Linked DNA regions of Homo sapiens: region 1 is linked to region 2. A link is a contact called in ENCODE Hi-C or POLR2A ChIA-PET data. All regions are on one chromosome and are shown on one strand. Each heading gives the region's core, a stretch centred on a gene start or an enhancer-like site at or near the end of the contact. The rest is flanking DNA. Distances are from core to core; before and after follow the strand shown.

Region 1 (4,559 bases), core at 1,887-4,386, 200 kb before region 2:
TGTAGTCCCAGCTACTCAGAAGGCTGAGGTGGGAGGATCACTGAAGCCCAGGTCGAGGCTGCAATGGGCCACTGCACTCCAGCCTGGGCAACAGAGTGAGACCTTATCTCAAAAAAAAAAAAAGTTGAATTTTCAAAAATAATATGTAATTATATCCACAAAGATAACAATACTTAACACTTAGGAGTCAACAGCAAAAACCAGAAATTACCCTTGGTAGGTTAGGCAGAAAGGAATGTAATACAGGGAATTAGATCACCACAAAATTGTCGAAAGGCCTGGAGGAGTAACATCTAGGCTGATCTTCTGGGTACAACTGCTAAATCAAGCACCACAGTATGGACACACCAAGGAAGTATCTACCTCCACGACCTGGAAGCCAGGAACCAACCAGGAGGCCACGGTACTGTCAGCCCCAGGGACCTATCAACGCAGCCACAATCCATGATAACAAAATGAATGCTCTGTACCCTCCCACAGACCCATGAGGTAGTAGCTAAGTGGGAAGCGGAAAATCCAAACCCCTCTGTGTCCTTCCCCTCACTTTCCCCTTCCAAATCTCCCAGTCACGTGCCTGGCTAAAGCCAAGTCACGTTTACAACCAAACTACAGTGGGGTCTGGGAAAGGTAGTCTTTAGCTTTTTAACCTCCAGATGTAGATTCTTTTGCCCTTCTGTCAGGGAGATGACAAGTAGTGAAAAAGCAAGCAAAACAGCAAGAAGTAATAGGTCTGCATATTCCAGAAACAAAAAGGTCCTAAGGTAACTTCATGATCCAAAGATGAATATCCAAATGTCCATCAATATTGGTAACCAAATAAACATTAAATTAAACAATACGATAGCATATTAACTTCTCAAATTAGAAAATACCAGTGTTGCTGAGAGTATAGAGAAATAAGCAAAAATTTTGCATACTCTTTATTCTAGAAATGGTACCTTTCAGGAATTAAACGTCCATACCTATAATAAATATTTGGTTACAAGGATATTTATGTTACTTACAATAGCAAAAAAAAGAACCTAAATACCAAGAAGAGGGACTGTCTAAACTATGGTACATCCATATACTGAAAAACTGTAACCATTAAGAATGATGTTGAAGAAGACTGAATGATAAGGAAAAAAAGTTATGATTTCCCAAAAAAATGTACATGAAACTCCATTTTTCACCTTCCCCCTCCACCAGAAAGTAAAAGAAATTATACAGGATAGAGAACATGTTAACAGTAAGGAGATTATGGAGATTAATATTTATTTTCTTTATGCATAGGCTATTTCCCTGAATGTTTTACTGAAAATACGTACTACTTCTGTAACCAAACGAAAAAAAAGTAGTAAGAATTTTTTTAACCAACTCATGAAGAATAGTTTCTCATAACACTAGTTTATTCTGGTAAACAGAAATAGAAATTACAAGTTATAATATTCAGTAGCCATTCCTTTGACTCTGCTTTTCTATTTTCCTTCTCCACTACCAATTTATCCAAGTTGCCACATTTGCCTACTTAATTCTGAATTTACTCACTCCATTCCATCCACTCAAACTTGCAACCTCTTGTCTCCTCATTTTCACTAAAACACTTGCCCATATGTACGTTTCTCCTGGCATATTATCCACAGCTAAGTATCAACTGGCACACTTTTCTGAGCCCTCTCTCACACAAGTTCTTAAAGAACCATTCCCAACACTTGCAAGGAAATAGGCAAACCCACAAACATAAACTTTCGTTAAGATAAAGTCAAACATAAAAAGACCAGTCTACAAGCTCATACTTAAAACTGGATACATACTCCTTACAGCCACACATTCTTACAGACTCAGGGAATCAAGGAGAGAGGTCTTTCTCTTTCATGTCAGCGTCCTCTCCATTCAACTTCATCTTTCAGTCTTCTAAGCTGAACACAGAATTGCACCTTTTGTTTCATTCCTAGAATGACAAACCTTACTCTTTCGTGGTACTGAGCACTTAAATAAATTAGTTTATACTTTTAAATGCACTCTCACTAGTCTAAAACTCTAGGTAGGAAGGGTCCCTATTTGTTTTGCTCATCTTTGTAGCCAATGCCTAAGAATACGCTCCCAGTAGCATTCAATAAGTAATGAATAAACGACTGTATTATTACTGATGCATGATTCTGTCAATACAGTCAAAGCACACACTACGTTCCCAACTTATAAGTAAGGAAAACGAGGCTGGGGCGGTTCAGCGGCGAGTCAGCGCAGACCCAGGAGGAGAGCGGGGTCTCGGAGCTGCAGGAAGTACGGTCAGCCATGCAGCGGCAGGGCTGGGGGGCATGCAAGGTTCGCGCTTTGCAGACTCTCCGTAAGGGCTAGTGTCAATAAATCGAGTTACGTGCGGTGGTGAGCGGACAAGCTAAGTTGGCATATAGTACGTGGTTCAGTCAGTATTTATGAATGACTCAAGACACAAAAATAGCTTCATAAACAGTGCTTTGCTTGAGTTTGTCCGCTCACTACCGCACGTAACTCGATCCGGAGAATTAATCCGTGGCGAATTCTCCAATAACTGCGCGCGCACAGTAAACGGAGAAGCTGAAGCTGGGAGATGAGTTGATCGTTTTACAGAAGCAACCAATAAACTCCCCAGGCCGGGACCCAAACCCACCGGAACAGCAACTGGAAACCTACATCCTTGGTGCACCAGGCCGTCCAACTCTTCAGCGGAGGCCTGCAGGTGGCGCTGATCTCACCACGTTTCCCCTCCACAGGCCAGGGGCCAGGCCTGGCTACCGGGCCCGCGACCTCATTCATCTGGCGTCCGCCGGCCCCGCGCGCCGCGCAGGCGGGGGCCGTGGCCACCAAGCCCGGGCGCAGTTTCTCTCCGCCCACGGCAGGAGCGAAGGAAGGCCCTGGCGCGAGCGGGTAAACTGCCCACCGGGCGGCCCACCCGCTGCGCCCCCGGCCCGCAAGAGGCAGTCCCAATAGGTTGGCCCGCCTGGCCGAAGTCCGCCCGGAGCCCGCTCACCTGTCAGCCCCCACTGCCGTAAGTCCTGCTCCTGCACCCGCGCCGCCTCGGCTCGGCCCTCAGTATGAAGCCGCAGTAAGAAGCCAGGGGCTTGGCCCCCGCGGCTAGTAGCGCCCGCGCGCTCCATCGGGCCGGTAGAGGCCCCGCCCCGCGCGGCCAAGCGCGCACCTCCCTCCCAACTTCCCAACGCGCGGGGGCGCGCGACTGCGCGCTGGGGCCCACCTACGAGCGAGGCGCCGCCAGAGGGCGCGTCCTGCCAAGATATCCGGAGCGGAGCTGGTGCAGTCACCCTTCCGGACAGGCAGTTCTTGCAGTGCGGAGCGTGGAAGGGCTGCCCAGTTCTCACCAGTCGTGCTTCTGAAGCGCTAGGCGTCTGATCACGCACAGGACGTCTGATTGCCTGAACTGCCCGTCAAGGAGGTGGCATGTGTTCATCATTCATTTATTATTTAATCAACATCGACTATCATGTGTCAGACACTCCGCTGGGCCCTGGGGGTTCTAGAAGTAAGACTTGTTCCGTGCCCTCCAGTGATTCACGATAAGATCAAACTGTTCTTGTTCGGTTTACCTAGTGATAAATTGATTTAGTCCCTGAAATCCCTTTCTTACTGCCTGTGACCTGTAGGCCAAAATTGGGAACCTCTGAATAGTAGTAAATTAAAATCACCAAAGACGTCATTGTGGCAGTGGGTATCTCAAGTGCATTATGGGGAGCAGATTGAGGCAATGTGTTCAGTTAGGGGTCACCGTGACTCAGCATCAGCTTTGAGTGGATTTATGATGTAGTATACCACTAATATAAATATGATAATAACAAAATAGCTGCATTTATTGATGAAGTTCTGGGTGGTGTCCTAAGGGCTTTAAGTATATTTTCTTATTTAACCTTCACAATAACCAATAATTAGGTGTTATAATTGTCCCCACATTGTAAATGAAGATATTGGGACTTGTAATGGTAATTGGCAGTACTGGAACAGGAACGATATTATTCTCTGGCTAATGTCATTAGAATAGTATTCTCATTTAGGTTAATCTTGGTGCTTCCTTCTTCAGTAAACTCATGTTAAATTTGTACCCTCCATTCTCATCTTCCTCTAAAATAAAAGGGAGAAATTTGTTCTGAGCTAGAAAAGGGATGACTTCAGATTGGTTTATTCATAAAAACTCAAGCAAAGCACTGTTTTATGAAGCTATTTTTGTGTCTTGAGTCATTCATAAATACTGACTTTCATGCGCGTCCGTGTGAAGAGACCACCAAACAGGCTTTGTGTGAGCAATAAAGCTGTTTATTTCACCTGGGTGCAGGTGGGCTGAGTCCGAAAAGAGTCAGCGAAGGGAGATAGGGGTGGGGTCGTTTTATAAGATTTGGGTAGGTAAAGGAAAATTACAGTCAAAGGGGGTTTGTTCTGTGGCGGGCAGGAGTGAGAGGTCACAAGGTGCTCGGTAGGGGAGCTTTTTGAGCCAGGATGAACCAGGAAAAGGACTTTCACAAGGTAATGTCATTACTTAAGGCAAAGACGGGCCATTTAAACTTCTTTTGTGGTGGAATGTCATCAGTTAAGGC
Region 2 (4,909 bases), core at 1,316-3,815:
TTTTAAGTATGTTTGTGCGTATTTGTATACATAATGAAGATTTGATACTGATTTCTGTAATTCCAATTTAACAATATAGGTTCTTTTTTCCCTCATTTCATATTTGTATCTCCTTGAGAGCCCTGGTTACTTATAGCATCAATATGTTTCAAAATATTTACACATTTGCAGAATACTATAGTATGCAAAGGTAGTTTCAGAATTGCTACATAAATACCACCATCAACAATAAAGTATTAAGTAATATTTAAGATTTTTTTGTAATTCTTTTTATCCTTAGGATATTTTGCACTGACAGTGTTCAGTTAGAGTAGTGAGTTCAAAAATTATTTGGATTAATTTTTTTATTATCTTCTGGGTAGTTTCATTATCTATTTGCTATATAGCTCTATTTATTTATATTAGTATTCAATTCTAGACATTTTCTCTCCCATTCATTGTCAAGCTGACTTACACTTAAAAATTAAACATTTACACAGTTCAAAACTCCAGTATATAAAACAATATACTCAGATGTCCCATATTTCCCTATCCCTTCTCTCCTGTTTCCACTCATCTCCTTCAGGTAATCAGTTTCATTTCTGGGTTATTCTTCCTGTATATCTTTTTGCAAAAATAAGCAAATGAATCATCTGTGTATATGTGATGTATATATATATATTCTTATTTCCCCTTTTTCCTAATATAAAACCTACTACCTTAGATGTATTCTTAAGCACATAGCTTGTTTTACTTAACATATTCTTAGAATCTCAAAATCAGTCCATAAAAGTTCATAAAGATCATCCTTATTCTTTTTTTACAGCAGTATATAGTGCCATCTGTGAATATACTATAGTTTATTCAATCTTTTCTTTATAGCATCTAGGATGATTGCAGTATTTTGCTATGATAAATAATGCTACAAAGAACAATCTGTGTATGTTTTCTTTTTTCTTATTATTGGAATGTGTCCTCTATAAATTACTCAAAGGAGGCAGCAAATATCACATTATGTTAATAACAATGAAAACTAGTGCTATATTTTCATTTTAGGAGACTTGGACACAGTTGTAGGGCTGGACAAAGAACTGAGTAATGCCAAAGTGGAACTTGAACTCATGGCTAACAAAGAAAGAGAAAGTCAGGTGAGTTTTCTAGTCAAGTCTTAATTTCTAAATCCCTATTATTTTTTCTTTCAAAATAGTTTATATTTAAAAGCATATAATTCTCCAAGTATAATATCTGAGTCCAAATGCCAGGTATGACTTTTTTCTTTTTGGAGATAAGTTATTTTATATATACATTATCTCAAAAAGATGCTCCTGTTTTTAGATTGGGACCATTAAAACTTATTAAGTGCTGGAAAAACGTAACCCTCTCTCCCCATTGCTAACTGGAATAAAATAATTGTAAGGGCCGGGTGCAGTGGCTCATGCCTGTAATCCCAGCACTTTGGGAGGCCGAGGTGGGCGGATCACTTGAGGTCAGAAGTTCAAGACCAGCCTGGCCAATATGACGAAACCCCGTCTCTACTAAAAATACAAAAATTAGCCAGGTGTAGTGGCGGGTACCTGTAATCCCAGCTACTTGGGAGCCTCAGGCAGGAGAATCGCTTGAACCTGGGAGGTGGAGGTTGCAGTGAGCTGAGATCGTGCCATCACACTCCAGCCTGGGCAACAAGAGCAAAACTCCGCCTCCAAGATAATAATAATAATAATAATAATTGTAAAGCACTAGTGAAAAAAGGAAGTGTTGTGTGATTGCTGCTTAGAGTTATGACATTAGACCCATGAAATCAGTTTTAGAAACATGAAACGAGAAATTTGAGTATAATCAATGTTTATTGAGTACTCATGTGCAATGTACTGTGCTAGGTATTTAAATTAGCACTAATGCTCACAACTCTACACAAAGTAAGTGGTGTCGGCCCAATTATTATAGACGAAGAAGTTGAAACACTGATTTCTCTTTTAAAATGGGAGTGGAAAATAGTCAGGTAACTAATAAATGCCAGAGTTATGATTCAAACTCAAGCCTTTTGTGACTTCACATACTTCCTAAGAAGATTCATTTCCTAGAGCACATTTTTCCCACCTTATGCTTTAACTCGCTCTAGCATAGAGTTCTCATCAATTTTTTTAGAAGAGGCCTTTCAGCCTTAGAGATTCCCTTCCCCCTGCCTTTCCTCCACAGCTAGTTGCATATTCAACTATGATGTTGAAGAAATACTAGGACCACAGCGCAGAGTTACAGACTGAAACTAAAAGCTTATTTGTTACTATGTTGGCATCTCTTTTAGAAGATCAGTCAGTGTCATGGCTTCCTAAACTCAGTTTAGCTAGCTAGTCCAAATAGCTCTTAGTTTTTTTTTTTTACCTTTTGCCATAGCTAGATCTGTAATATAAAACCTGTGTTTCTATTTGTGATGGAATTATCATATTTTATCTTTTGATTTCATTACCATATTTCTGCTTACTAACAGACTCATGTTTTTCAACTCAATTAGTTTTCAGGATATGAGAATGTGTGGCATTTAAGAAATACCAGTTTTAAAAATCCCCTAGTCTCCCTTCCTTTTTGTGGTTCTACCTTAGCCGTTATCTGAGTATTCATATCAGATATTTTAGTTTCCACATCCTCTTCCTGTGTTTCTCACATTTATCAAATCCAGAGTAATGTTACTTTTTGATTCTGTCCTGTTTTCAGGATCATGAAATTGTAATGCCTATGAATAGATATTTTGAGTGAGTGATATTTAGCTATTGCTAAATTCCTTTAAAGGGTTTATTTAAAATAATTTGTCCTTACCATAAAGATTGTATGGATATATGGTATCTACAGGAAAGACATTATAGCCTAGTGGCTCTGTGTCAGCTTCCCTGAGTTCACATTCTGGATTTACCACTTACTAGCCAGCCCTGTGATTTTTGAACAAGCTCCTTAATTTCCCTCAGACTCAATCACCTTGTCTGTAAATTGAAGAGTAGAAGAAATCACCTTATGTATAAATCAAAGAGTAGTTATCTCATAGGATTTTTGTGAGGATTCACTCATTCATTCATTAGCTATATGGGGACCTTCTCTAAGCTTGGGCTAGTGCTGGGGATGAGGTAGTGAATGAAATCAGTAAGGTCTCTGGCTGTATGTAGTTAATTTCTCCTGGGGAGATACAGACAATAAATAAACATTATAATTATAGAGTATAGTAAGTGATATGAGGGAAATGGTAGAAAGCAACATGGATGGAGACCATCTTAAATAGGGTGGCCAAAGAAGGCTTCTCTGAGCAGACGACATGTAAGCTGGGACCTGAGGATGAAAAGGAGGCAGCCCTGGGAAAGATATTTCAGGCAAAGGGAGTAGTAGTTGTAAAGGCCGAGTCAAGAGAAAGTCTGGTGTTCCTGGAACAGAAAAAGTCTAGTGTGCCTACAGTCATGAGTGAGCAGTAAAATGGCAGATATCAAAGTAGGAAAAGTAGGCAGGAGCCAGATCACTAGGTTTGTTAAAAGGATTAAATATACACAAAACATTTATTAGAGCACCCGGGGCATAGTAAGTGTTAGCAGCTATGGTTATTATCAAGATTTTTTTTTTTTTGAGACGGAGTCTTGCTCTGTTGCCAGGCTGGAGTGCAGTGGCGTGATCTTGGCTCACTGCAACCTCTGCCTCCCGGGTTCAAGTGATTCTCTTGCCTCAGCCTCCTGAGTAGCTAGGATTACAGACACACACCAACACACCTGGCTAATTTTTGTATTTTTAGTAGAGATGGGTTTCACCATGTTGGTCAGGTTGGTCTCGAACTCCTGACCTCGTGATCTGCCCACCTCAGTCTCCCAAAGTGCTGGCATTACAGGCATGAGCCACCGCGCCCTGCCTATTATCATGATTTTTAATGAACTTTGTCATAACCAAGTACTTGTCATTTTCTGGTGAGAACACTGAAAGTTTAGGGCATGTAGTGCCAGCTTTTGGCAATATTTCTTCATAGGTGGTGGCGTGTTCTTCCATCAGGAGGCATGTAATGTTTGGTGATCTCTTGTGATGTTAGCAGCTGTTGCTGTTTGATGCCTTATCCATTAATTCATTAAGGGTTGCAAAATGGAGATATCCTAATGCTATCATTGTTTTCATTTGTTAGGTGAAATACATAAAAACTTCATCTCTTCTTGCTTCTGCTAATGGTGACCATTCTTTTTCAGTATCATAATAAGCTTGTTAAACAAATTTGATGTGTTTCATAGTGCCAGCTAAAGTGGAAGACATCATTAAGAACAACTATGACATCTTCCCATAAAACATCCTTTGTTACCATACTGCATGGATTATTGATTTGATGCTGTAGAGCCCTATTCATGTTCTCGTTTTCTTTTGCATTACTGGCTGATAGTGATATGATATGCAAAAGCATTTGCCTCAGTGTTAAAATGTAAACATGGCAGACATTGTTTCCTCTTTTCACAGATGGAACTTTCTGCTCTACAGTCCATGATGGCTGTGCAGGAAGAAGAGCTGCAGGTGCAGGCTGCTGATATGGAAAGAAGATCTCATAAAGGTCTTTCAAAACTTTTTAAAGACCACTGGAAATGTTCACAGCTCAGAATACTTGTAGGGCCTCTTCAGACAATATTTGCACACATTGACTCCCTTGGCCAGTGATTATCCATATCCCACTTGAAAGTATAGGCAGAATATTTCAAGAACATTTGTTCCCATGCTCCCCTCTGCTGAATAATCCTTTTATTACTATTTTCACATCCACACTTATTTTTTGACTTCTAGGACCTGCAAATGCAACTGGTTGATCCTGAAGACATAAGAGCTATGAAACGCCTGACCCAGGAAGTCTTACTTCTTTGGGAAAAAGTTGCTTCAGTAGAATCCCAGGGTCAAGAAATTTCAGGAAACCAAAGACAACAGGTAAGTTATT

The links. Hi-C counts contacts between places; a loop is a spot of excess contacts on that map. ChIA-PET counts read pairs that join two places held with the same protein, here RNA polymerase II (POLR2A). Pooled maps may share reads with other maps.
Region 1: a map of OCI-LY7 shows a loop between it and region 2 (4-fold over the local background). The contact joins the promoter of CHD1L here to the enhancer-like site in region 2. A Hi-C loop is called at or near these places in 1 of 168 maps with a recorded cell type or tissue (OCI-LY7) and 7 of 50 pooled maps. POLR2A ChIA-PET finds 5 or more read pairs at or near these places in 3 of 52 experiments (OCI-LY7, Panc1 and activated B cell).

The regions. Positions count from the first base shown.
Region 1 is chr1:147,241,261-147,245,819 of GRCh38, reverse strand. CHD1L (chromodomain helicase DNA binding protein 1 like) reads right to left here and starts at 3,136. Exons shown (of 23, transcript NM_004284.6): 1 at 2,990-3,136. The coding sequence starts at 3,116. RefSeq lists a silencer at 2,685-3,304.
Region 2 is chr1:147,044,352-147,049,260 of GRCh38, reverse strand. No RefSeq gene overlaps it. Among named protein-coding and RNA genes, the nearest start is that of TRH-GTG1-2, 26 kb to the left of the region's middle. Within about 2 kb of position 2,565, at least 3 of the 41 ENCODE cell types and tissues checked have a DNase peak (open chromatin) inside an H3K27ac peak, as active enhancers do; they include OCI-LY7, where a contact is called at or near this core.